Linked DNA regions of Homo sapiens: region 1 is linked to region 2. A link is a contact called in ENCODE Hi-C or POLR2A ChIA-PET data. All regions are on one chromosome and are shown on one strand. Each heading gives the region's core, a stretch centred on a gene start or an enhancer-like site at or near the end of the contact. The rest is flanking DNA. Distances are from core to core; before and after follow the strand shown. Region 1 has its middle 60 kb from the start of LINC03007. Region 2 overlaps LINC03007 (long intergenic non-protein coding RNA 3007).

The links. A loop is a pair of places that touch in the nucleus more often than their neighbours do. ChIA-PET counts read pairs that join two places held with the same protein, here RNA polymerase II (POLR2A). Pooled maps may share reads with other maps.
Region 1: a map of heart left ventricle shows a loop between it and region 2 (2.6-fold over the local background). The contact joins two enhancer-like sites. A Hi-C loop is called at or near these places in 7 of 168 maps with a recorded cell type or tissue (aorta, cardiac septum, heart left ventricle and 3 more), 1 of 37 single-sample maps with no recorded cell type and 8 of 50 pooled maps. POLR2A ChIA-PET finds 5 or more read pairs at or near these places in 2 of 52 experiments (AG04449 and SK-N-SH).

What each region holds. Positions count from the first base shown.
Region 1 is chr7:25,848,530-25,851,229 of GRCh38, forward strand. No RefSeq gene overlaps it. Among named protein-coding and RNA genes, the nearest start is that of LINC03007, 60 kb to the left of the region's middle. Within about 2 kb of position 1,307, at least 17 of the 41 ENCODE cell types and tissues checked have a DNase peak (open chromatin) inside an H3K27ac peak, as active enhancers do; they include heart right ventricle, where a contact is called at or near this core.
Region 2 is chr7:25,635,557-25,638,256 of GRCh38, forward strand. All of the region lies in intron 3 of LINC03007 (long intergenic non-protein coding RNA 3007), which reads right to left. Among named protein-coding and RNA genes, the nearest start is that of LINC03007, 150 kb to the right of the region's middle. Within about 2 kb of position 1,395, at least 5 of the 41 ENCODE cell types and tissues checked have a DNase peak (open chromatin) inside an H3K27ac peak, as active enhancers do; they include heart right ventricle, where a contact is called at or near this core.

The sequences.
Region 1 (2,700 bases), core at 57-2,556, 210 kb after region 2:
ATTTGCAGTATAATGACAACTATGAAACCGATCCACATACGAGAACAGCAATACTCCAAAACTTCAAAAGGTGATTAGCTATAGATGGTGGGATTCTAGATGATTTTTGTTATTTTCTAGACCTTGTATTGAGTATTCTATAGTAAGTATGGATTCATTTTTATAATTAAAAATATATTTTTAAATGGAATAAAATCTATAAAAGGCATCACCTACTTCTTTCAAAGGTCACATATTCCTTAATCATGGCTTGAAGCCTCAGAGCTAAAATGGCAGTGTTCAAAATATACATCTGCTTTAGAACCTATTTTCTTCAATCTTTCCTATGATACTTAAAATTTCATAGACCTTCACAGAAATGTGGGAGGAAATCTGTTAGTGACTTTGTACACGCACCCAGATGATCTGGAACTGGTACTCTCCAGTGAAGCAGCCACTGGTCACTGAGGCTACCAAGCACTCGAAATGTGTCTGGTCCAAGCTGAGATGAGCTCTGAGAATGAAATACACACCAGCTATTGAATATATGGGAAGGGGCAAAAAATGTAAAATATCTCAATACTAACTTTATATTGATTACATGTTGAAGTGATATTTTTGAGATATTGCATTTAATGAAAAATACTATTAAATAATTTCACCTTTTTTTTAATGTGTAATATAATGTAATATGTAAAATGAGCTATGTAGCTCACATTAGCGCTCTTTTGGACTGAAATACTCTAGAAAAAAATTCTGCAGAAGTGTGCTTCGATTATCCATCTATCATCTTTCAGAAACATGCAGGATCTGAATACACACAGATTGCTTGCCCAAGCCAGATCTATGGCCCCCAGTAAAATGTATTCTCCTGCCCCTCTTCCAAGTTGTATCACACTTTTAGTGGTCAGACAATTTCAGTTATTTCCAAGCGCAGACGAATTGAGGCCAGTTCGATGAACAGCACTTACAGGCTGCACCTAACAGCCGTCTTGCCTTTCTTCAGACTGACACGGCCCACAGAGCTCAGAATTCTCTAACTCCCTAACATCTGCCTCTGTTCCCATGGATTCACTCACACATCTGTGTAACACTTCATTCAAAGGACACAGTCCCCATTTGAGACAGCCTCAAATATTCACAGCTCCCAAAAGGCTGTGCCAAAGAAACTTCCTCCGTGTAGCTGTAGGCCATCTCTCAAAGTGCCCTTGGTGTGAGGGGACTGAAAATTATTGCTCTTCAAAAGGGCAGGGGAAAATGAAAGGAAGGATTATATCTGCCTGAACTGCCAAACCAAACTCTGAGAAGCAGATTCTCCAGAGAGTGACTCAGGCCCACATGATGTTTGTTGGGGATGATGTTTTCACTGGGAGGCGAAGTGTGCATTTGCTTATCTGGCCAAAGGCTACTCAACTTATGTGGCCAGCCCACCCCACAGCAAACGTGTACAAGGGTTCTTGTTTCTCCCTGCTCAGAGCTGCATTTTCTCTCTCTACAGCAGTCATTAGAATAAATAAAACCCATATAATCAACATGAGAGGAAGAGGACATATTTTTGTAATGCACGCGGGGGAGGAGGGTGGTTTTTAAAACACCAGGGACACCGCGAATGCCACAGTTATTATGTCAAGGCTCATGAGGTCAAAGTCAGTTAATAATTCCCGATTATTCTCTTAAAGATGACTAACACACAGCCCAATGCTAACAGTTTTCATATTTTAATGATCTTCCATAGAGTTTTCTAATTTATTCAACCTCAGCAGATTCCATTTCTTCATAAAAATAAAGTATTTTTCATCACAGAGGAATAACTTCAAGTTTTTCTTCAGGGATGAGAATCCAAAATCCTGACTCTGCCTGCCATGCTACTGAGCTGTCTCCATTTATCTCTCTGAAATTTTTTGGCTTACAGATTAAAGCATTAGAGGAAAAGAAACTATAAACATAAAAGAATAATAAAGATCATGATTTGTTTAATTTTTACATTCTTATTATTAAGACAGAATTTAGGAAGCAAAACTGCACTTTATCACTTTAAAATATACCCCCAAAATCACTACACTAAAGGCATTATAAAGGGTGACATTGTAAGAATATTTAATTGACATGATTTGGGAGGAAGGGCTGGCAGCACACAAGGAAGAATCGAATGTGAAAGAGAATTTGGTTAATTTTAAAATGTTATCCAAGTAATTACAGTCATTATACTTTCCTGCGGCGCAGCAAAGAAGTAAAAATATCAAGCTCTCCCGCAAATTTTCCAATATATACATACTGTTAAAACATACACATGTGCACACAAACACGTACAGTGAAACCAGATTTTGGAGTTTATCGCTTGCCAAGGTTCACCCCAGAGCAAATATTTACTGCGGAGTTACAAAATTTTCCTGAAGGAGAACCAAAATGGAAGCGTTTACATATGCTGCAAGTACTTTGTGTGCGCAGGGGCCACAAGAAAGATATAGTTTAATAAAAACATTTATGGATTTTGAAAGCAAACACAATCCAAGAGTCTTGCACATGTGGGAAAAGATGATATTCCAGCCTAACACGTTCTCTCTTGAAGATCTTTTGGCTGTTTGCAGTGAGCAAACCCCAGTTTCCTCTGGGGCCCCGCTAATCTATATTGTAAACCATTCTCAGGAAACAAATGAAAGAACCATCCGACACTGCCCTCGGAGACAGCGGCAGGGATGCGGCTCTGCTCTACAGGCAGAC
Region 2 (2,700 bases), core at 145-2,644:
GGAATACTACTAAGCCATAAAAAAGAAGAATGAAATAATGTCTTTTGCAGCAACTTGGATAAAGCTAGAGGCAATTATTCTAAGTGAAGTAACTCAGGAATGGAAAACCAAATCCCATATGTTCTCACTTATAAATGGGAGCTAAGCTATGGGTATCCAAAGGCAGACAGAGTGGTATAATGGACTTTGGAGACTCCAAAAAGGGAAGACAGGAAATGCCATGAGGGATTTTAAAAAAACTACACATTGGGTACAATGTACACCACTCGGGTGATGGGTGCACTAAAATCTCAGACTTTATAGTAATTGTATTTACTATACAATTAATCTATGTAAGCAAAAACCACTTGTACTCTAAAACTTTTTTAAAAAATTAAGATTGGAAGGGAAGTTGTTCTAAACAAAGAGAATAGAGAGTACAGAATGCAAGGGTGTGGAGGTAGTGGAAACTACAATTGGGAGAAATCTCTGATGAGCCTGAAAAGGAAGCGTCTCCAAGGCACACAGGCAGAGGCATTGGTCTTTGTACTTTCTGTGTAGAGAAGTTGTTCTGGTGTCCTCTCTCCCCCAAGCTACTAGGAAGCATAGTTATAAACATTCCCTTTCACCTCTCCAAATGAGGACATTGCATGCTCGGGACGGAGGAATGGGCCTGCACACCACGGAGGCGTCCGTGCAGAGGAGGGATCAGAAGTAACTGGATCATTTCCACCAGCCGCCCAACACTAAACCCACTGAAACCAAGCCACCAGCACTCCCTTATCTCTTCCAGGGAAAGTGTGCAGAAGTGTCCGCTTATTTTTAGAAGCCACTCAGCCACAGAACAGGTGTCCATAAGAAGAGGAGTGATTGTTCGTGTGGCTAAGTGGCGAGGAGAGAGTCACATCCATGGAGGGCCTGATGTGCCAGGCCTTGTCCTAGACACCTCTTATGAAACATCACCTTTAATCCACACACCAGCCCTGAGAGGTAGGTGGCATGAGCCCCACTGCACAGATAAAGACACTGCAACATGCTGAGAAATTGTGGCTTTTCTCAAGGTCCTGCAGCTCCTAAGCGGCATGTTTGGGATTCAGAGCCAGAACTCTCTGATTCTAAAGCCACACAATGAGCCTCCCATTCTCCATCCAATCTGAGCACATCAATAATACCAACAGTAACAATGAGTGGAGGCACTTCAGGCTGGGAGCTCTTCCTGGCCTTGCTGTGGAGGTGGGCAGTTTAGGTGAAAACCGGTACAGGCTGAGGCTGAAGCCAGGTGGACCAGGAAGGAAGAAACAGGCACCACTGTTTTGAGTCAGGACTTCCAGAACAGGGGTGGACAGCTGTCTCCTGTCTGAATGGAGGAAACTGGACATCCTCAGCCAAGGGCTGTGCATTAAGCACCAGCAGTGCACTGGTTGGGGGCTTTGAGAGGCTTATGGTACTTGAGCCTCAGGCCCAGGGGAGTTATCAGGAGGACCAGGAAAGCTGCCAACTCCATGTCAGAGTTCCCAAGCGAGCTCTGGCTAAGGAGCAGTTTGGGTGGTCCAGAATTGGTGCCTTCCCAAAACAAACAGGAGACGCCTATGTTCCTGGCTAACTCCCACTGTGACCCTAACATCTGGCACCCCAGGGCACTGCCTGGGCTTAGAGAGCTCATTAGTGCACACAGAAAGGAAGCTGTCCACGTCTGGGCAGAGGGGGTGGAAGAGAAGGTGGGTGGGACGAGAACAGTTGGAAACCACCCACTCCAAGAGACTCAGCTGAGCTAAGTATGGGCAGGGGGAAGGATCCCAAAGCACGAGGCGGGAACTCAGAGTCCTGTATCACCCGCTGTGTACCTGTCAGCAAGTTACCAATGCCTTGTGGACTGAGTTCAGTGTCTGTGAGCAAGGACTTTTGGTCAGCCAGACCTGGGTTCAAATCTAGCTCTGGCACTAACTAGATGTGTCACCTTGAGTAAGTCACTCTCTGAGCCTCATTTTCCTTATCAACAAAATGGCCAAAAAGAGGTACCTTCCTTACAGGGCAGCAGTGAGGAATAAACAGGCAACTGTGCATAGAATACAGGGCCAGGGCCCCATACATTGTAAGTATTCAATAAATGGCCAAATTTCTTAATATCATCACCATCCTTATAGATAATGCCACAGGCTCTGCTCTTTCTCAGCACAAGGTTGTTGTAATGATCCAATGAGACTGTCTACACAAGTAAAAGCATGATGAGGCAGCAAGGCACTGTGTAGACAATGGCCAGACTTCTAAGTAGGGACATGCTGCCTCTGCTCCCTTATTTTCTCTCCTGGGCTAAAGAAGATGTCCACAGGAATATTCCCTTGTTGAGGGTAACCAACTCTCTCATGGGGATGATTAATGGAGTAAATAATTCTATTTTCAGAGAAGTTACATGTCATTGGTTATTGGCTTTCAGCACATAACTAACAGCAAGAAACCATGTACTCACATAAGGCTTGGGGTTCAGATCATTGCACCCCTTCAAGTAGGGTCATAGCTTTGCATTCTTGAATTCCTTATCTACTAGCTTCCCCTCCACCTTCAGCTGACTGTCTTAAACAGAGCCTTTCTCAGTACACATTTGTTGGGGAAGTGATTTTTGTAAACATTTTAACAAATTGCTTGGGCATCATGGAGAGCCAGTTCAGTGTTATGTGTAACCCTTCCCAGGAGGCTGCAGGGAACACAGTGAGCATTTGCTAT